5 separate regions of the Homo sapiens genome follow, and regions 1, 3, 4 and 5 are each linked to region 2. A link is a contact called in ENCODE Hi-C or POLR2A ChIA-PET data. All regions are on one chromosome and are shown on one strand. The core of a region is the stretch at or near the end of the contact, and the rest is flanking DNA. Distances in the headings are between cores, read along the strand shown. Region 1 has its middle 67 kb from the start of LINC02399. Region 2 has its middle 43 kb from the start of LINC02392. Region 3 has its middle 91 kb from the start of LINC02399. Region 4 overlaps LOC105369890 (a long non-coding RNA gene). Region 5 overlaps LOC107984543 (a long non-coding RNA gene).

Region 1 (4,239 bases), core at 475-2,974, 370 kb after region 2:
TAACCTATTTCATTAACCCAAGGTACCCACTTTGGGTTATGACTTCGGAAGTAATAAAAAAAAAACACATTGTGTAAATTATAAAGCACTAACTTGGAGTAGGGTGAATGTCAGGGAATTGGGAAGCCAATCAATTTAAATATCTCTAAATTCAAAAATGATTCACTTCAGAAAAGTTCCATTCTCTAGTAGGTATTTTTCCCAAGTGGAATTTGTAGATTTAAAAATGATGTAAGCCTGGAGCTGCCAAGGATCAACACATAAGGAAAGATTGTGTGAGAATGAAACTAACTCAGAGGAAAGCTGAGCCCAAGAGACTGAGGGAGACAGGCCCTGGTGACATCATTTGAGGCCTCAGAATTCAACCATGCCTGGGCTTCTTAGTTCTATGAGCCACTAAGCTCTCTTTATGGCCTTTGCCTGTCAGAGCTGGATTTCTGTTACTTAAAAACAGACAGAACCCTGACTTATACAGAGACTGTGGTCAGAAATTTTGAGGAAATGCTTCAAACTTTATCTCTCTTGCAAATTCTTATTGTGCACTAACTTATTAAAAGATCTGGGAAAATCCACTGGAAGGAAACTTGTTTATCTTTGTTGACCACTGTTTTCAGTCTTGGTTGATGATGGAACCTCCTTTCACCCAACACCTATGAACATATTTGGGAGTGGGATACTCATCTAGGGCATGGTGGAAAAAGAATTGTCAAAAAATATGTGCTGATCACTCTTGTTTGACTCCAGCAGCATTCCAGAAGAAGAAAGCCATTAAGTGAAGTAGTCTCCTATTTATCAGATGAGCAAGTCTAAATGAGTAGGGAGCTGAGGTTCATCCTCCTTTGCATCCTATATCCCCACTGCACAAGGGCAGGATGGTGGACATCTACCATCTCTTTAAATGGCAAATTCTAAGGTGCTTACGATAACTTGCCGGTCCTTCCCTCTGCCATGTTCTAATATGTCAGTGGTTTTTCCTGACTTCATTTCTCTCTTAGTCTGTTGGTGCTGCCATAACAAAATGTCTGATATTGGGTAATCTATAAGGAACATAATTTTTTTTCATGGACCCACAGCCTGGAAAGTCTAAAATCAAGGCACTGACAGGTTCAGTGTCTGGTGAGGGCCTGGTCTCTGCTTCCAAAATGGCACTTTGAACCCTGTTCTCACGTGGCAGAGCCCTCATGACCTAATCACCTACTAATGGCCTCACCCCTTAAGATTGTTGCATTGGAGATTAACTTTCAAACTGAATTTTGGAGGTGACACAAATACTCAAACTATAGCATGCTGCCCCTCATCCCCCAAAATTCATGTTATTCTCACATAAAAAATAAATTCATTCTATCCTAATAGCCCCAAAAGTCTTAACTCATTCCAGCATAAACTTTAAGTCTAAGTCTAACATCTAATCTAAATATCACCTAAATCATATATAGGTGAGATTCAAGGTATGACTCATCCTGAGATAAATTGTTCTCAAGCTGTGAACCTATGAAATCAAACAAGTTCTATGATTCCAAAATATAATGGTAGGACAGGTACAAAACAGATATTATTTCCATCTCTGAAGGGAGAAGTAAGAAAGAAGAAACGGGTAATAGGTCCCAAGTAAGTCTAACACCCAACAGGCAAATAACATTAAATCTTGAGGCCTGAAAACAACCTTCTTTGACCACATCCTGTGAGGCTTGTGTCCCCAAGACTCTAGGGGACTCCACCCCCATGGCTCTTCCGAGTGCAGCCTATGCAATAGCTCGCATATGTTTGAGTCAAATGCCTTCAGCTCTGCCAGGCTGAAACAGCATTCTGGAGGCTCTACCGTTTTAAGATCTCAGAGATCTTCAACAATAAGATTCCCCACTCCCATGACTCTGCTGGTCATGTTCCTAGCAGGACATCCTGTGAGGATTTGTCCCCAAGACTCTAGGGAACTCCACCCCCATGGCTCTTCTGAGTACAGCCAGAGTATCCCACTCCCAAATACGTTCATAGGTGTTGGGTGACAGGAGACCTCATCATCAACCAAGATTGAAAACTGTGGTCAACAAAGATAAACAAGTTTCCTTACAGTGGATTTTCCCAAATCTTTTAATAAGTTAGTGCACAATAAGAATCTGCAAAAGACAGATTCTAGTTTGTGCTACAGATAAATAGTTTGAAGGATTTCCCCAAAATTTCTGACCACATAAACAAATGATATAAAATTTACATAGTAATCTGATTTTTAAAGGAAGGGATTCTTTAATAATTTCTTATTTATTTTCGTTCTGAGAGTAAAAATCAGCATACTCATCACTTATATAATATAAATTTGAGAAGAGCTCTTCATGAATTCCCCATTCAATTATTTTATCTTTAAATAAAAGGTGAATCGTGTTAAGCATTTTAATCAACTCTTTGGAAAGCCATCATAAATACATTTCTCCGTTTATGAGTAACATGGAAAATAAGCGCTGACACAAGATAATCCTAAAGATTACTGCTATTCAATAGCCTTGTGTACTTCACTCTTTGGGTGTTTAATAAATACTTGCTGCTTGATTAACTTTAAGGAATAGAAAGATTCTCTCACTAGTGTGAACAAAAGAAGTGATTGTCACACACCCTGTGTTCTGCTTTTATTCCCTTTCATTTTTTTTTCTTATGTCTGCTAGAATAAGAAATAAAAAAAATAGAGAAGTTCATGTTTGGAAAAATATGAGTACTTAACATGGATATGAATAAATTATTACCAAACTGCATGTAGCATGAGTATATAACATTGAGTCAAAATTAATGTAACAGAACTTAAAACTGGTCAAAAATTCACTGTATCTCCTAGAATTTGGAGAATCGGTCAAATTTTACTAATATTTTGAACATGTAACCATATTTGAGTAATATTGCTTTCATTAGAAATTTTCTCTTTAACCTAAAATGCATGCTAAGTTTTTTCTGAACCCTTAAGCATGCTTCTATTATCTACAAGATAATTTTTACCCCACTTAATTCAGTCAATGGGTATTTATTAAATACCCCCTATCTGCCAGGTACTGTGTCTGCAATGAAAAAAACACACATGTCCCAGCCCTTATAAAACTTGTATACTGGTAAACAGTCTCAGATTGTATAATATAAACCATTGGCAAAATGGAGTTCTGCTTTCAGAAAAAAGTGTACTTTATAGCAAACTTGGCTAAAACACAAATATTCCAGTAAATAGGGCATAACTGCCTGTGCTGTTTTAGAGACACAATTCTGAAACCAAACACTGACTTTGAGTGAAGTAGAGCTTAGTTCAAATTCGGCTCTGCTCCTTTTTGGATTCATGACTCTATCTATAAAATCAGATTAATAACCCTAAATTCACAGGCATAATGTGAAAATTACATGGAATTTGTACAAGGAAGATTAAGTAGTAAGCCCCCCAAAAGTGACAGCTCTTGATACTGCTACTACTTCTGCTTATATCTTACTTTGTAAATCAGAAGTTTGAATTGAAACCAGAAAAACCTCAATGCTTGTAGAGGGCATGTCCTGGTACATTTACATATATCCGGAATTTTTTATTTAAATATCCTTGTTCATAAAGCCTTTCTAATTACAAAAGCCACTGTTTTTCCTTTTAACACTCTTTTATAGTCTTAGAATAGTGCAGTACTTTTCAAACTTAACAACTTCTGGACCTTAAATTGAAGAGTACTGCACTGTATATATTTGAACCAATGACTTTCAGTAAGTGTGAGTGTGTGTGTAAGTGTGTGAGGGTGGAAGACACTTCAGTGCTTCCTTCCCAGGATTATTAATGTGAATTAACTATTAACTGATCAGTAATAAAGATGATGCAGTGAGAGAGAGTCAAGTTGAAACTGGACTGACTTCCAAGGTTATATCCTAATATCAGTAATTGCTTTGTAACTCTTAGGAAAATCCCTAATTTGACTTATTTTCATTCACTTTAAAAACCATAATCAATTATAAGTTATATTTCAATCCATTCCAGTTGAGTTTTCTTTTCTTTTCTTTTTCTGAGACAGAGTCTTGCTCTGTCGCGTAGGCTGGAGTGCAGTGGTGCGATCTCTACTCACTGCAACCTCCGCCTCCCGGGTTCTCGAACTCCTGACCTCAAGTGATCTGCCTGCCTCTGCTTCCCTAAGTGCTGCAGTTGAGTTTTCTTACCACTTCTAAGTAACACACATAGAAACTTGCTTCTCCTTCACCAAATGTTTGAAGAGGACATTTAGAAACTGTTACTCCTTG
Region 2 (3,987 bases), core at 155-2,654:
GTACTATATAGGATTGTATTCATTGCTTAATTCTATTGCCTTAAACAGTGGCTGAAATATGGTGAGTGTTCTATATTTGGTGAAACAATTTTTGAAATACACCATATTCATGGTCTAGTGGGATATAATAAAACTTAAACAGATTATAGTAACTTCCCCTCCTTCACTGACTTATTTATTTATTCAACAAGTTTGTTGAGCAGATGCTATGTCAATCTTGCCTTTAGTGATATAGATATATATTATGAATAAAATGCATAAAACTACTTGCCACGTGGATCTCACAGTGGAGAAGATCATTATTAATCAGACTCTAAAAGTACATAATTATAGGTAAACATATAATTTGTAAAATGTAATGGTATTAAGGACTAAAATAATAACGGAGATTTGACATACTCTTAGGGATTAGGGAATGGAGAAGGAATACATGCATGTAAATAAGCAAGGAAATTATGATTTTTAGGAATAAGAGACCAACTGAGAAGAAACAACATGTGTTTCATCCAAGTTTCACAGAGAAGTAGAGCTGGTTTTGGGTGTTAATTCCTCTTGTCCTTCACAGCACAATTATGTACAAGCACAGAGGCATTTAATGGTGCTTGAAGTTAATAGGCGAACAGTTGAATGTTGTAATTCTCAAGATGTATCGTTTTCAAATAACTTGAGCATTAGGTCTTTCAATTTTTAAATTTTACTTTTTAAAATTTGTTATTTTTCTAATTAAATATATTTACATTATGTCATGTTCATTTTTGCAACCATTCAATATAGCATAGATTATACTTTGGATGCTTAAGAAGAATCAAGAGTCAAAATTTCTTTAAGAAATTAATTTTATATCTCTTTTTAAAACTGCAGAAATAAAAGCAACCACAAAATAGACTGCAGGAAGGAAAGTAAAATTAACAGAATCATATTGTTTCTAAATAAACTACTGTTAAAGATTTTTCCAGAAGAGAATCTCACTCTTTAAAAAAATTATCATGTAGAGATAATGGTAGAATTTTATTCCATGAATGATATGTTTATTTATTACATATTCATTAAATATTTAGTAGAGGGGATTAAATTGGGAAATATTTCCATTTAAAAGCTACTTATTTATAGAGTTACTATTATTGTTTCAAAAGGCAGCATGTCAAAAATTACAGCAAAAAAAAAAATGAGTATGTTTATTTGGAAGCCAGAACCACACACTATCAAAGCCAATAAAATTGGGCAATGACCACAAACTCAGTTTCAAAGCTGAGATTCTGAGTGCTTGGGTTGTGGCAGTTATGATTTCCTGAATAAGACTTTGTGCTGGGTCCAGAATTCACTCTCTCTGACCTTCAGCCAAGAAAGGAAGTAGCGTGGGTGACCACGTTCAACACTTGCTCTGGGGATTTCTTTCTAGCCAAAGCTAAAAGGAGGCTATAACTGGGTAGCCAGGCCTGTCCTTAGCACATTCTGTATTTAGATGGCTTACTTAAACCCATTAGCAGCAATATGACCCTGCCCTATGCCCCTACAGACTTCCGAAAAGAAAAAAAAAAATAACATTGGGGCAGGGTGTTGGCTATGGAGCCAACACAAAGAGGGATGAAGAGGGGAAGAGAGAGAGGAAGGAAGAGAGGCCTTATTTATGTCTATGGGATTAGGAATCAAATAGACCAGAATTAAAACTCCAGCTCTTCTGTTTACTAGTGGTTTACTTCTAGTTAAATTGCATGCCCAGTCTGAACTTCAAGTTTTTAGTTGCGGAAAGTGTATACAGCAGTCACTACTTTAGAAAGTGGTTTTCAGTACCTGGCAGAGAGGAAACACTCAATAAATCGTCGTTTTTGTTAATGCTGTTATTATTGCTTTTGTTATGTCATCTACAGTAGGGGGAACAGGGATAAAATGCTGTTTCTCGGGAGGCTTCAAACATGCCATTGTGTGTTTGTGTGTGTGCCGCCTCTAAACCACCAGTATTCACCTCAATCAACCCTCCCCAATTTTAATTTGGATCCTTCAGGTAAAAAGCAAAGGAGCTATTCAGCACAGGAAAGGTTGAGCAATCTGCCCTAGGACTAATCTTCCCAACAGGCACTCCCATAGATGAACTGTTTCCCATCAGATAGTTGCCAGGCATGCCCCGAACGTTTTTATTTCTTAAAGTAATTTGAGTAGGTTCCTCGGGGGAGACACATTTTTAAAAAACCTTTTTTAACTAAGGCAATCCTTGCTCTCGAGCTAGTTTTAATACACCTTTGTAAAGAGCTCTTAAAAGCTCTAACCAGTTCATCAGAACGAAGATAAGTGCAGCTTAAACACATCATACCAAATAAATAAATAAAAGTAACATAAACAGAGAAAAAAAACAAGTTCTTAACAGTGCAACTTGAAAATTAATTATAGCACAACATAGAAAATAAAAATAACCTGGATACACAATTTCCTTCCAAAATAAAATTTTGCATATTGGACACAAAGTCACATGCTTCTGAGAATTGGGGGAGTTTTATTATTTCCTATGAAATTGACAAGATACAACAAGATATTTGCTTTTTTGATATCAGTATACTATGCTTCCAGGGAAGTTTTCTAAAAAGAAATATTTTAAACCAAAAAAGCTATACTTATTTTTTGGATTTTAAAAAAATGCACTTTCTCTGACAAGTGAGTAAAAAGGATATTCCCAAAAAAACCCGAGAAGAAAGGCAAATAAGTTTTACCCTCACAGAAGAAATGAAATTCACAATACGGAGGGGTAGGGCAAGAATTTACATCTTCCTGTCATTTTGAATTTGTCAAAGAGGGGGAAGACAACCAACTTCAGCTGTTAACATCAACTTCCCTCATCTTCCTATAAGTTTTTGAAAAGACCTATTTCATAGAATGTCTCTTTACTACTATTTCAAATTGAAGGTTTGTACTGAGAGAGTTTCCTTTTGGGATTCAGACAGCTCCCCAAATACAATATACCTCACAAAGTCTCAGGTATTGACCAAAGGAGACTATATGTCTTTCTTAATCCTGCTTTAGCTAGAACTGTTGTCCTATGGTGTTCCCTACTACACAATACTGTGTCCTTATATGGTAGGAATGATCACTATCCTTATGTTACACCACTATTTCATGCATGTACTCATTTACTCAACCAGTCTTACTAAGCATCTACTATGTTCCAGGAACTGTGCATATTAAGTAGATGGTTGTTGTAGCTATGGGAATAATAATAAAACAGTGTAGTGATGATGACTTATTTTGATTAAAATACTAGTAGAATTTGCTAATGGATTTTACATGCTGATTAAGAGGGAAGAGAGTTATCAAGAATGATCTCTACACATTTTGCATGAGGGATAGCTAGCAGTATCATTACTTCAAATGTAGAATATCACCAGAAGGGAGTGGGCTTGAGTGTTTGGGAAAACAAAAGTTCTGTTTTGTACCTGCTAAACTTGACCTGTTAGGTAAATAGGCTTGTATGTCTAGTAGGCAGTTGGATAAACGACTAACGTGCTTATGGGATATTCAGGGTTAGAAAGATAAATTTGGGAATCCTTTGCCTATAGATAGTGTTAAAAGCCATGAAATGAGATAAGATCATACAAGGTGAGAGTTTACAAAGGAAAGTGAGGAGGATCTAGAATTGAGCCCTAGGACACAACGTTAAGAGAAAAAAAAGGCAGCGGTAGAGAACAAGAAAGTGGTGGTTATAAAGTAAAAAGATAATCAGGCAAGTGTTGTCCCAAAAATCAGTTGAACAAAATACATCAAGAAGGTTAACTGTGACAAATACTGATGGCTGTGTGGTAGACGAAGAATAGGGCACAGACATGACCACTGGATATCATTGGATTGGACAAGAGGTATTTGCTGGAGAGTTTGTGGAAGTGTTTTCAGTGAGGGTGATGTACACCTCTTAATTAAACTGCTTCCTTATGGTCATCCTACAGATTAGATCATGGATACACAGAATATAGAACATCAATCTTACTCATCACTGTATTCCTA
Region 3 (3,675 bases), core at 306-2,805, 390 kb after region 2:
GATGCTCCTCAGTCATGGACCCTGCGTTCTATTCTTTACTGTCTTCTAAATGCAGCATGCATGCCGTTTCAAGCTATTGCACCAGCCGTACCTGCCACCCAAGACACTCGCCATCCTCCCCCTGTATTTATTCATCACACACTTATGTAACACTTAAGTGAGACACACTCTTCCAAGTACTTTGGGAATATCAATGCATTTATTCATCCTTACAAACCTGGGATAGGTAAGTGGTAGGTACTATTGTTACCCCCACTCATAGAGAAATTGAGGAATCTGAGGTTGAAGAATTGAGAAATTGAGGTTGAAATTGAAGAACTGAGAAATTGAGGTTGGGAACCTTGCCTGGGGTCATGCATAGTTACTGGAAAAAACAAGACTTGAGCCCAGAGAGCCTGGCTGTAGAATCCACGCATTTAGCAACCATGTTCTAGTGCCTCTCCTTCATCTGGCTAAACCCACTCTTTCTCAAATCTCAGCTCAGCAATTAATACTTCCCAGAAGCCTTCTTTGATTTCCCAGTCTGAATTGGCATTTTGAATGGGCTTATTTTTGTCATGGCACTTACAGTACTGTACAGTAAAAAAAAGAAAGAAAAAAGTTCATTTTCTTCTCTGACAAACTAGACTAAGTTTCTTTTCTTTCTTTCTTTCTTTTTTTTTTTTTTTTCTTTTTTTTGAGACAGAGTTTCATTCTTGTCACCCAGGCTGGCATGCAATGGTGTGATCTCGGCTCACTGCAACCTCTTCCTCCTGGGTTCAAGCAATTCTTCTGCTTCAGCCTCCTGAGTAGCTAGGATTACAGGCACCCACCACCACGCACAGCTAATTTTTGTATTTTTAGTAGAGACGGGGTTTCACCATGTTGGCCAGCCTGGTCTGTCTTGAACTCCTGACCTCAGGTGATCCACCCGCCTCGGCCTCCCAAAGTGCTGGGATTACAGGCGTGAGCCACGGCACCCAGCCTAGACTAAGTCTCTTAACAGAGGAAGAGATATTTGTTGTGTCTCCAAAGCCTAGCCCAATGCCCAGCATGAATAAGTAACTAAGTATGTGTTGAATTTAAAAAAAAAAAAAGAATAAATGCATGAATGAATGAATCTGTACATGAATTTACAAGCAAGCAGCAAGGGACATCAATAACAAACAATCTGAACAGTCTGCCACTGAATCGCCAAGTCACCTGTATACAATTTTATGAGGCGTTTCCATTTTTGGCGTAGGAGATGGCCTATCTAGTATCAAAAATAAACTTTAGGAGTCTTTCTACAAATTTGACAGATTTTCATGGGAATTCAAATTAAATGCATGATTGGACATTTATTTGTTTAATCTACTCAGTAGGTTTCTTTTATTTTCCTGTGTCAAGCATGAAAGTTAAAACTATTTCTAGGCCTTTCATCTTAGCTTGGCTTTCCCCTTAATTTCTTTGCTCCAGAATGTTGAACAAAACAGGTCCCTTTTTGTGGTTGGAAAGTTTGGCTTTACATAGAACCTTTCAACACACAACTGTCAGCACCTGATTATGGGCCATTTTTTAGCCTATGACTTTCACTTCCTTCCTTAAATAGGTCTTTCAGATGAATCATCTTTAGCCACTCTGTGATTATGCAGGGATCAGATACGCAGTATAGAAATGAACAGGATACACTGAAGTCCCTTCTATCTTGTATCATTTTGTGCTCTGATTTGGGGGGGGTTCATTTTTTATGCAATAAAAATGTGATTGACTACTGTGTGCTGGCTTTTGTTCGAGCTGTCAGTTCATTAGCACTTCCAACTAGAGTGGGAAGAAGCAGAGAACTGGATAAAGCTCACGTCCACTAGTTTTGAGCTGTTTAGCATTCCTAGTTCGGAGACAAATTTGGTGGGAAAAGACTTGGATGAGACTTATTTGTCCAACTCTTTTTCTATACCCCATGTAATTATTAAACTGTATGTGTGTATATGTGTGTATAAGCAGTCAACCAGCATAGTTGCAGAGCCCCTTAGCTACTCAAAAATTCATCCCTCAACCCGTAATTTATGAATACTTCATCAAATTCATTCCTACAATACACATGCTGATGGTCATAGCTATTTACTTATTAGATCAATTTTAGAAAATATTATGTTTGGGTAAATAATCTCTTTAATGGTGGTTTATTGTGTCACGTGTATACATGGTCCTGAATATTAATATGAAAGAACCCACTTTTTTTCCTACGAGATAAGAAAAATCAAGGTACCAAAACCTACAATGCTGAAATGTACTAGAATGGATTAAGGAAAGAAGAAATTTGCAATAGGGATTCTTGTCTTTTATCTTCCATATGAATGACATCCTAAATATATATGATGCTGACCTACATTTCTATAGTTGAAGGCTATTTTCTGAGTGAAATCAGCTACAATGAAATGTGCAGTAACAGACATACAAAAAGGAATAGGCAACAGAACTCAAATTGAAGAATTAAATGGGCAAGAGGTGAACAGAATAAAGTGCAGAACCTCATATTTGGTAGGCTTTAAGAAAGATTTTTACCTCTTAAGGACAGAAAAACTACTCCTTTAAGAGTTTTGCCAAGTCTGCAAAACAAGATTCTGGCTTTGTTCAGCTTCTTCCTCTCCTCTATCTTCTGAGAAGAGAAGACATGTTAAAAGAAAGCAATGCTTTGGCATCAGTAATGGAGAATTGTCAGAGAACCAACAGAAAGAAGCAATGCCTGCAAGGTGGTAGGAAGAAGAAAAAGACTTCACAGGAGAGGGTGGGCAGAGGAAAGTAAAAACAGCCCAAGCTGGAGGCAGAGGAAATGGCTCAGGGGAGAAGCTAGGAGTGAGAATAGCTGTGGGGTGTGAAGGCAGCTTGTAGAAAAGAGAAAAGAACATTTTTTTAGGAAAATTTCTGAGAGCTATGTGTCCCTGATATGGTTGGGATGTTTGTCTTCTCCAAATCTCATTTTGAAATGTGATCCCCAATATTGAAGGTGGGGCCTGGTGGGAGGTGTTTGGATCACAGGAGCGGATCTCTCATGAATGGTTTAGCACCATCCCCTTGGTAATGAGTGTGTTCTTGCTCTCAAAGTTCACGCAGGATATGTTTGCTTACAAGAGTGTACCGCCTACCCCCCTCTCTTGCTCCTGCTCTCATCATATGTGTGCTGGCTCCCCTTCCCTTTCACCATGACTGTAAGCTTTCTGAGGTTCTAGCCAGAAGCAGATGCTAGGGCCATGCTTGTACAGCCTGCAGAACCAGGAGCCAACTAAACCTCTTCTTTACAAATTACCCAGCCTCGGGTATTTCTTTACAGCAATGCAAAAATGGACTAATACAATCCCCTTCATGATACGTGAGAAATACATGTAAAGTATTTGAGATATTCTGAAATTATTATTGGTGGCTGAGTTCCTTTGAACGTGACACTGCCTTGGATCAGAACTACATGGCTCATCCCTTTATTAACATTACACATCTTTTGGAAAAGGAGCACAGTGAAGTTATTAGGAAAACCATCTTCATCATATCCTAGTAGGATTTTAGGCCTCTGGAGGACTTGGTAGAAGTCCTTGGAGTCTTTACATTAACTCATTCTATACTCAGAGCACATTCTTCCTCCTCCTTTTCCCGTTTTCATTTACTGTTGTGTCCTTGTTGGTATACAAACAACTTACTAGACTAAGGTTCTTGATGCCAATA
Region 4 (4,031 bases), core at 1,173-3,672, 320 kb after region 2:
TTTTTTGTGAGACAGAGTCTCACTCTGTCGCCTGTCGCCCAAGCTGGAGTACAGTGGCACAATCTTGGTTCACTGCAAGCTCTGCCTCCCAGGTTCAAGTGATTCTCCTGTCTCAGCCTCCAAAGTAGCTGGGATTACAGGCGTGTGCCACCATGCCTGGCTAATTTTTGTATTTTTTTGGTAGAGACGGGGCTTCACCATGTTGGACAGGCTGGTCTCGAACTCCTGACTTCAGGTGATCCACCAGCCTAGGCCTTCCAGAGTGCTGAGATAACAGGCGTGAGCCACCAAGCCCGGCTTCATGGGTCCTTAAATTTCTTAGGATGAGTACAAAAAAACCCTATTTTTAGCCATCTCTTAATAATGGTGCCACTTAAAGCTATAAATTGCATCTAAGTACAATGTTTCCGAACTTTTACTATGTTTCATAAGTTTTGAGTTACATAGCTATTTGAGAACATGGATTGTAAAATCTCCACTTTTGGTTTTAAGTTTTTCTGTGTTTGTTTTTGTTTGGCTATGAACATGATCAATTTTTGTGAATATTCCAGAGATATTTAAAAAATAATATTATCTATTTGAAGGATGAAAAATTCTGTATTTGGCTAGTAGTCAATGTTATTGATTATAACATTTATTTCTTCTGTGTCATTACTTTTGTGTTCTCTATGTGATCTGATTTTGAATATGTATATTGGAATCTCTCTTTTTTTGCTTTATAGTTTTTGCTTTATACATTTAGTAGTATGCTATTTGGTGACTTCAGGTTAAAAGAAGTAACTGAATAAAAATATATTGCCTGGCTTCGGAGAGATCAAGGGCAGGGGTGGGGGTTCTGATCACCTTTTGACTATCATCCAAGGATTATATTAACCTACAGAAAATATTCTACTGAGTACTGCAGAGCAAGTTCAGCAAATATGCCCCCTTCTATCTGAGCAATATAAGTAGACAAGAATTTGACTATCTGTCCAATTGTTTTTGCAACTACCTATGCTGCTGAGGAGGCAGTGTGTTTAATGGTTTAGACTAGGGGATCTTAAGGTAAACTGTATGCTCTTGAGTCAGACTGCAGCTCTTAAAATAACTTTGTTCAGCTCTGTTTTCACACCTGGTAAATAGGAGATGATAATAACACAGCCTACTTTATAGAATTGTTGTGATAATTCGGTGATGGGATTCATGTGAAGCTCAGAGTCACACATGAATCAAACACTCAAAAAATTCTATTAATATTATACTAAGTTCTTGAGGCTCTCCTAGAACCATATACATAAATAGGCTTTGAAAAGAACATGATATTATATATGAATATAAATCAGCAATAGCATTATTAAAGCAGATGAGAGCAATGCAAATGTTCCAGAAATATAATTATAGAGTGTAAAATTATATGAAGTAACATGTAAAACAATGCCAAAAATTAAGTGCAAGTAAAATACAGTTAAGTTCTTCAAGGATAAGGATCGTGTTCCATTCCATTGAAATAGATCCACAGTTTTAAGCACAGAGATAGGTACACTGCAGATTAAATCAAGCTATTTTTTGATTCTCTGTGAAGAGGTACTGTCTCAAATTCTTGGATTAAATTAAATAAAAATTCTAATTTACTATCTCATGTCTCTTTCCTACAAAAGAGACACCTCTAAAACATCTTATAAAAATACTTTTAAAAATATCACTGGAGTAGTATCAGTCAAGGTTCATCATCCAAAACCTCAAAAAATAATAAATCAAAAACCATGAAACCTGACAAACTTTGAAAGACTTTAAAACTCTACCTCCATTTTCTCATACAGAAAATAGGCTTATATTTTTAAAATATTAAGTATCTCATTTTCTTTGGTACTTTGAATCTCTATGAGTCAATAACTTTGTTGCACTATGCAAAGTTGTCTAAGGAGATTAAAAAAACAAAAACCGGGTATTACAATTCCTGCTTTGAGTGAGTTTCCATCTAGCTTCAGATTCACAGCACACACTTAAAAACCTTTCTGAACCAATATATAAAGAGTACAATCTAATATTATGCAAATTGAGTACCTGAGCACTGAGGGGAAGAAAACTGAAGAAGCTAGTAATGTGAGATAAAATTCACCATTGGTCATCTGAACTCTCCAGCACCAGTAGTTCTCCAATGTTAGAATGCTAAAAATCACCAGACTTATTTGTTAAAATGCAGATTTCCAGTTCTAGCTCCAGAGATTCTCATTCAATAGGCCCACGATACCATCCAGGAATCAGGATTTTAATTAAATTCACAATCAGAAGAATGACATAATGTCTCTTTTTCTTCTCCTATAAAAGTGAAACACAAAATAATGCTTGACATGCAAAGATAAGACATGCTCTTACTTCATGGTGACCTGCTTACCAGGAAAGAGGAAGTGAAACAATCTATGAGGACTCTTTTAGCTCTAGGAGGCATATGTTTGTCAAAAGTCAAGCCATGTGAATCACGTAAACAAATTTAAAATGTACTAAAGATCTGTACTATCTGGATTTTCCACCTCTTTTTACCATAGATAAGTCTTTATGTATAGTGGACTATAGTATAATAACATAATATTCCTAATACCATTAAATATTGTCATCATCACAAATAAATTAAAAATCTACTAGCCAACTAGAAAATATTTGCCAACCATATCACATTAAAGGACGATACAGACCAGGCATGGTGGCTCACGCCTGTAATCCCAGCACTTTGGGAGGTTGAGGTGGGTGGATCACCTGAGGTCAGGAGTTCGAGACCAGCCTGGCCAACATGGTGAAACCCTGTCTCTACTTAAAATACAAAAATTAGCCAGGCATGGTGGCAGGCACCTGTAATCCCAACTACTCAGGAGGCTGAGGCAGGAGAATCACTTGAACCCTGGAGGCGGAGGTTGCAGTGAGCCAAGATCAGACCACTGCACTCCAGCCTGGGCAACAGAGTGAGACTCTGAAAAAAAAATTTTATATATATATATAATTAACACATAAAAGCTTTAACCATCTAATAGGAAAAGATGGAAAAAGACTATAAGACAATTTACAGTATAAGACATATAATTGACTCAAGTAAGGAAACTCTTCAACTTCACTAATGTTTAATGAAAAGCAAGTTATGAACACCAAGAATTTCAATTAGCAAAGATTGTTTTCAATGACAATAACTATTAAAAATAGTATTAAGAAAAATGGACTCATTCAGTCCTGTTATTGATTTTTTTTAATTTTCTGAAAAGTAGTTTATAATACATATTAAGAACCTTTAAAAATTCAGATTGTTTCAGTAATTCTTGTTTAGGAGAAAATGCCAAGGTAATAGTAAGAAATGCAGATAAGAATCATTTCTGGAAATGTTCATTATAGCATTATTATAAGAGCAGTAAGTTAAAAACCATCTACATATAAAAATGAGAAGGTGATTGCATGAATTATGGTCTATTCATATTATAGAAATAGTATATAACCATTAAAACTGTTTGTTTTTAAGAAAAATAACATACGAAAATGTTCAATATAAAATGTTAAGTGGAAAAAGAATAATTAAAATTACATATTTGGAAAATATCCCAAATATTTATTTTTTGTATGCTTGTATAACTAGAAAAAATGTGCTGAAATATTGAATGTTGTTTCTGAGTAATGAGATTATGGGTAATTTCCATTTTTCTCCTTGTAATTTTTTTTTCTTTTTTTTTGAAACGGAGTCTCACTCTGTCACCCAGGCTGGAGTGCAGTGGCGTGATCTCGGCTCACTGCAACCTTGCCACCTGGGTTCAAGCAATTCTCCTGCCTCAGCCTACCGAGTAGCTGGGATTACAGGCACCTGCCACTGTGCCCAGCTAATTTTTGTAGTTTTTAGTAGAGATGGGGTTTCACCATGTTGGCCAGGCTGGTCTTGACCTCCTGACCTCGTGATCCACCCACCTCAGCCTCCCAAAGTGCTGGGATTACAGGCCTGAGCCACCGCCCCAGCCTTCTCCTTATAATTTTTTATGCTCCCTAAATATTCTACAATAAGAGCTTATTTTTTAAGCTAT
Region 5 (4,223 bases), core at 894-3,393, 490 kb after region 2:
AAGGTGGGCAAATCACGACGTAAGGAGTTCGAGACCAGCCTGGCCAACATGGTGAAATCCCATCTCTACTAAAAATACAAAAAATTAGCTGGGTGTGGTGACGGGCATCTGTAATCCTAGCTACTTGGGAGGCTGAGGCAGGAGAATCTCTTGAACCCAGGAGGCAGAGGTTGCAGTGAGCCAAGATTGTGCCACTGCACTCCAGCCCGGGTAACAGTACGAGGCTTCATCTTGAAAATATATATATATATATATATACACACACACACACATATTCATATATACACACACATACATACGTATTTCTATATACATATATACATATATACGTATTTATATATACATATATATACATATATATATACACATATACGTATTTATATATACATATATATACATATATATATACACACACACACACACACACATAGTGTTTTATCCAGTCCACCACTGATGGGCACCTAGGTTGATTCTATGACTTTGCTATTATAAATAGTGCTATGATAAACATACAACTCCATGTGTATTTTTGGTAGAACAATTTATTTTCTTTTGGATATATACCCAGTAATAGGATTGCTGGGTCAAGTGGTAGTTCTTTTTTAAGTTCTTTGAGAAATCTCCAAACTCCTTTCTACAGTGGCTGAACTAATTTACATTCCCACCAACAGTGTATAAGTGTTCTCTTTTCTCTGCAGCCTCACTGGCATCTATTGTTTTTTGACTTTTTAATAATAGCCATTCTGACTAGTGTGAGATGATATCTCATTGTGGTTTTGGTTTACATTTCTTCTGATTAATGATGTGGAGCACTTTTTCATGTTTGTTGACCAATTGTGTGTCTTCTTTTGGGAAGCGTCCATTCTGTCTTTTGACCCCTTTTTAATGTGGTTATTTGTTTTTGGCTTACTGAGTTATTTAAATTTCTTATAGATACTAGATATTAGACCTTTGTTGGATGCAGAGTTTGCAAATATTTTCTCTCATTCTGTGAGTTGTCTGTTTACTCTGTTTATAGTTTTTATTTTGTTTTTGTTTTGCTGTACAGAAACTCTTTAGTTTAATTAGGTCTCATTTGTCCATTTTTGTTTATGCTGCAATTGCTTAATCATAAATTTTTTCCCAAGGTCAGTGGCCAGAATAGTGTTTCCTATGTTTTCTTCTAGGATTCTAATAGTTTGAGGTCTTACATTTAAAGCTTTAATCAACCTTGAATTAATTTTTGTATATGGTGAAAGGTAGGTATCCAGTTTTATTCCTTTGCATATTGCTAGCTAGCTATCCCAGCACCATTTATTGAATAGGAAGTCCTTTCCTCATTGCTTATTTTGGACAGTTTTGTCCAAGATCAGATGGTTGTAGGTGTGTGACTTTATTTATGGGTTCTCTAGAATGCTCTTATTCTTAAGGGATGCAGGTTAAACATACTTGGATGTGACAGAATTCCTGCAATTTACTTTTTAAAAAGTCACTAAAAAACTCCCGTGTGTGTTTGTGTGTATGTGTATGTGTGTGTTTGTAAGGACATAAATCAAATGTGGCACAATAATCAGTTAGTGAAATAGGTTAAAAGTATGCTGTGTTCATTGTACTGTACTATTCTAACATTTTTGTAAGTTTTTAAATGATCAGTGAAAGTTGGGTGGCAGGGAATATTGAGAAATTGTTGGCATTGAAGTCAGAGAACCTGGAAGTTGAATTCATGTTTTTATCTTGGGCAAGCCACTCCCGACTTCCGAGTATGAAAGGGATAACCTCACTGACCTATTCCTTAAGACTGCTGTGAGGATAACAATCTAGGCCCAGGGGTATTTGTAAACTAAAAATCACTGCAGGGTTCTCAATCTGGAGTCCAAGGACAGAAGACAGATTCCATGAACTTGGATGGGAATCTCACTACCCTCTAACTGCAATTTAACATTTCCTTCAATTACACACATTAGCATAAGTTAACATGTCATCTATTTGTTCATAGTAACAGCTCAATATTGTTAGCTGTTATGATTACAGTTAATTTTCTTAAGTTGCACAAGTGACAGTCATGAAAAACATGAGTCAGCAACAGAGCTCTTACAATCTTACATCCTCTTTTTTCTTCCACATCTAAAGGACACGCCTACTCTGAGCCAATACTATGTGAAAGATACTATACCGTTGACTCATATTTTCCATGGCCCTCACTTGTGCAACTTAAAAAACCAAATTGTAATAACAGAGTTTACTCAATGTGTTCAAAACTGAACTCCTGATCTTCCCCCTAAAAAAACTGCTCACTCAAAGCCTCTCCCATGATGTCATTCCAACAGTCCAGGTGCTCAAGTCAAAAACTTTAGAGTCATCCTTGACTTTTCTTTTTTCCACCCTACCTCTAATCCTTTAGGAAATTCTGTTGGCGCTACCTTTAAAATATGTAAAAATCTGACCATTTCCCACCACGAATACTGCTACTGCTCTAGTCCAAGCCACCACCATCTTTCACCCAAAGACTAATACAACAGCCTCCTAAGCAGGTACCCTGCTTCTTCACTTGAGTCTATTCTCTCTGTAAATAATTATCCTTTTAAAATATGTCACATCATCCGTTCTCCTTTTTAAAACTTTGCAATGGTTCCCATTTCTCTCAGAGTAGAAACCAAAGTCCTTCCAACGATCTCAAGAACCCATATGATCTGACTTCCCTTTACCACTGTAACCTCAACTCCTACCTATCTCTCTCTGCCCCCACCCTGTCCCAGCCACACTGGCCTCCTTGACATCCCTAGAACGTGCCAGGCATGCTCCTACCTAAGGATTTTTGCACTGGATGTTCTCACTGCTTTGGAACCCAGATATTTATGTAGCTAATTCCATCATCTCCATGTCTTTGATCAAAGAGTAAGAGGCCTACTCTGACAATTCTTTTTAAAACAGCAACTAACCTAGAGATGCCTAATCCCCCTACCTTTCCTCTAGCACTTATGACCTTCTAATGTATAAATAATATAATATGTAGTGTCTATTGCCCCGTGCTAGATTATGAGCTCCATAGAGGGCAAAGGTCTTTTTTTGTTTCCTCATGTTTTTTTAAATTATTTATTCATTTATCTATTTTGTTATTGTTTTGTTTTCAATTTTTATTGTGCTTAAATATACATAATATAAGATATACTATCTTAACTATTTTTAATGTACAGTTCAATGGTATTAAGAACAGTTATGGCTGGGTGCGGTGGCTCATGCCTGTAATCCTAGCACTTTGGGAGGCCGAGGTAGGAGGATCACTTGAGGTCAGGAGATTGAAACCAGCCTGCTAACATGGTGAAACCCCATCTCTACTAAAAATACAAAAAAAAAAAAAAAAAGAGCCAGGTGTGGTGGCAGGTGCCTGTAATCACAGCTACTCAGGAGGCTAGGGTACAAGAATCGCTTGAACCCAGGAGGCAGAGGTTGCAGTGAGCCGAGATCGAGATCACGCCACTGCACTCCAGCCTGGGCAACAGAGTGAGACTCCATCTCAAAAACAAAACAAACAAAAAAAAGCCAACAGTTATATTGTTGTGCAACCACCATCACCATCCATCTCCAGAACTCTTTATCTTATAAAACTGAAACTCTAGAGTCATTAACAAATAACTCCCCATTGCCATTCACTCATATTTTATTATTATAGCACCTAGAAGTGTTTATTACATAGGTGCTTAACAAATTTTTGATGACTAAATGAATGAATGCCTCTTGTAAAACTTCAAATATCATCTCCTTAGGGAAAAATCCCAAATTTATAATATAAGTACATAGATTTTATCCCAGATTCTCTGTTTTATATAAATTATTCCCATCTCTATACTGTTTGAAGCATTAGCTATGCCTCTTGCACATGTGTAATCTCCGGTATCATTAACATGTAATCTTAGACGTAGCAAATGTTTACTATTAGACACTGAGGACCACTAGAGAGGGAGGGGGATAAATTTTGAAAAACTAACTATTGGGAACTATGTACAGTACCTAGATGATGGGATCAATCATACCTCAAACCTCAGCATCATGCAATATACCCATGTAATAAACCTGCGCATAAACACCCTGAATTTAAAATAAAAGTTGAAATTATTTTTAAAAAGTCCAACAAGAGAACAAATGACCGAAGCCCAGAGCCATGAATGTTGGGTCTCCCCTTACCTCCTAAACCAATCCCTCATGTTTTAGCTCCTCCTCTGTGGTCCCAAGTTGGCCAGTATGTG

Evidence for each region. A loop is a pair of places that touch in the nucleus more often than their neighbours do. ChIA-PET counts read pairs that join two places held with the same protein, here RNA polymerase II (POLR2A). Pooled maps may share reads with other maps.
Region 1: a pooled map shows a loop between it and region 2 (10-fold over the local background). The contact joins two enhancer-like sites. A Hi-C loop is called at or near these places in 11 of 37 single-sample maps with no recorded cell type and 5 of 50 pooled maps.
Region 3: a loop to region 2 is called in a map of B cell, with 6 times the contacts of the local background. The contact joins two enhancer-like sites. A Hi-C loop is called at or near these places in 2 of 168 maps with a recorded cell type or tissue (B cell and endothelial cell of umbilical vein), 13 of 37 single-sample maps with no recorded cell type and 7 of 50 pooled maps. POLR2A ChIA-PET finds 5 or more read pairs at or near these places in 1 of 52 experiments (activated T-cell).
Region 4: a loop to region 2 is called in a pooled map, with 7 times the contacts of the local background. The contact joins two enhancer-like sites. A Hi-C loop is called at or near these places in 3 of 37 single-sample maps with no recorded cell type and 4 of 50 pooled maps.
Region 5: a loop to region 2 is called in a map of mammary epithelial cell, with 2.8 times the contacts of the local background. The contact joins two enhancer-like sites. A Hi-C loop is called at or near these places in 1 of 168 maps with a recorded cell type or tissue (mammary epithelial cell), 6 of 37 single-sample maps with no recorded cell type and 6 of 50 pooled maps.

The regions. Positions count from the first base shown.
Region 1 is chr12:89,878,361-89,882,599 of GRCh38, reverse strand. No RefSeq gene overlaps it. Among named protein-coding and RNA genes, the nearest start is that of LINC02399, 67 kb to the left of the region's middle. RefSeq lists enhancers at 1,712-1,781, 1,862-1,991. Within about 2 kb of position 1,724, at least 9 of the 41 ENCODE cell types and tissues checked have a DNase peak (open chromatin) inside an H3K27ac peak, as active enhancers do.
Region 2 is chr12:90,248,313-90,252,299 of GRCh38, reverse strand. No RefSeq gene overlaps it. Among named protein-coding and RNA genes, the nearest start is that of LINC02392, 43 kb to the left of the region's middle. Within about 2 kb of position 1,404, at least 5 of the 41 ENCODE cell types and tissues checked have a DNase peak (open chromatin) inside an H3K27ac peak, as active enhancers do.
Region 3 is chr12:89,854,496-89,858,170 of GRCh38, reverse strand. No RefSeq gene overlaps it. Among named protein-coding and RNA genes, the nearest start is that of LINC02399, 91 kb to the left of the region's middle. RefSeq lists an enhancer at 67-116. Within about 2 kb of position 1,555, at least 4 of the 41 ENCODE cell types and tissues checked have a DNase peak (open chromatin) inside an H3K27ac peak, as active enhancers do.
Region 4 is chr12:89,925,667-89,929,697 of GRCh38, reverse strand. It overlaps LOC105369890 (a long non-coding RNA gene), which reads right to left. Exons shown (of 13, transcript XR_001749246.2): 3 at 2,044-2,298. Among named protein-coding and RNA genes, the nearest start is that of LINC02399, 20 kb to the left of the region's middle. Within about 2 kb of position 2,422, at least 5 of the 41 ENCODE cell types and tissues checked have a DNase peak (open chromatin) inside an H3K27ac peak, as active enhancers do.
Region 5 is chr12:89,754,776-89,758,998 of GRCh38, reverse strand. The region is part of intron 2 of LOC107984543 (a long non-coding RNA gene); the gene reads right to left. Among named protein-coding and RNA genes, the nearest start is that of ATP2B1-AS1, 48 kb to the right of the region's middle. Within about 2 kb of position 2,143, at least 7 of the 41 ENCODE cell types and tissues checked have a DNase peak (open chromatin) inside an H3K27ac peak, as active enhancers do.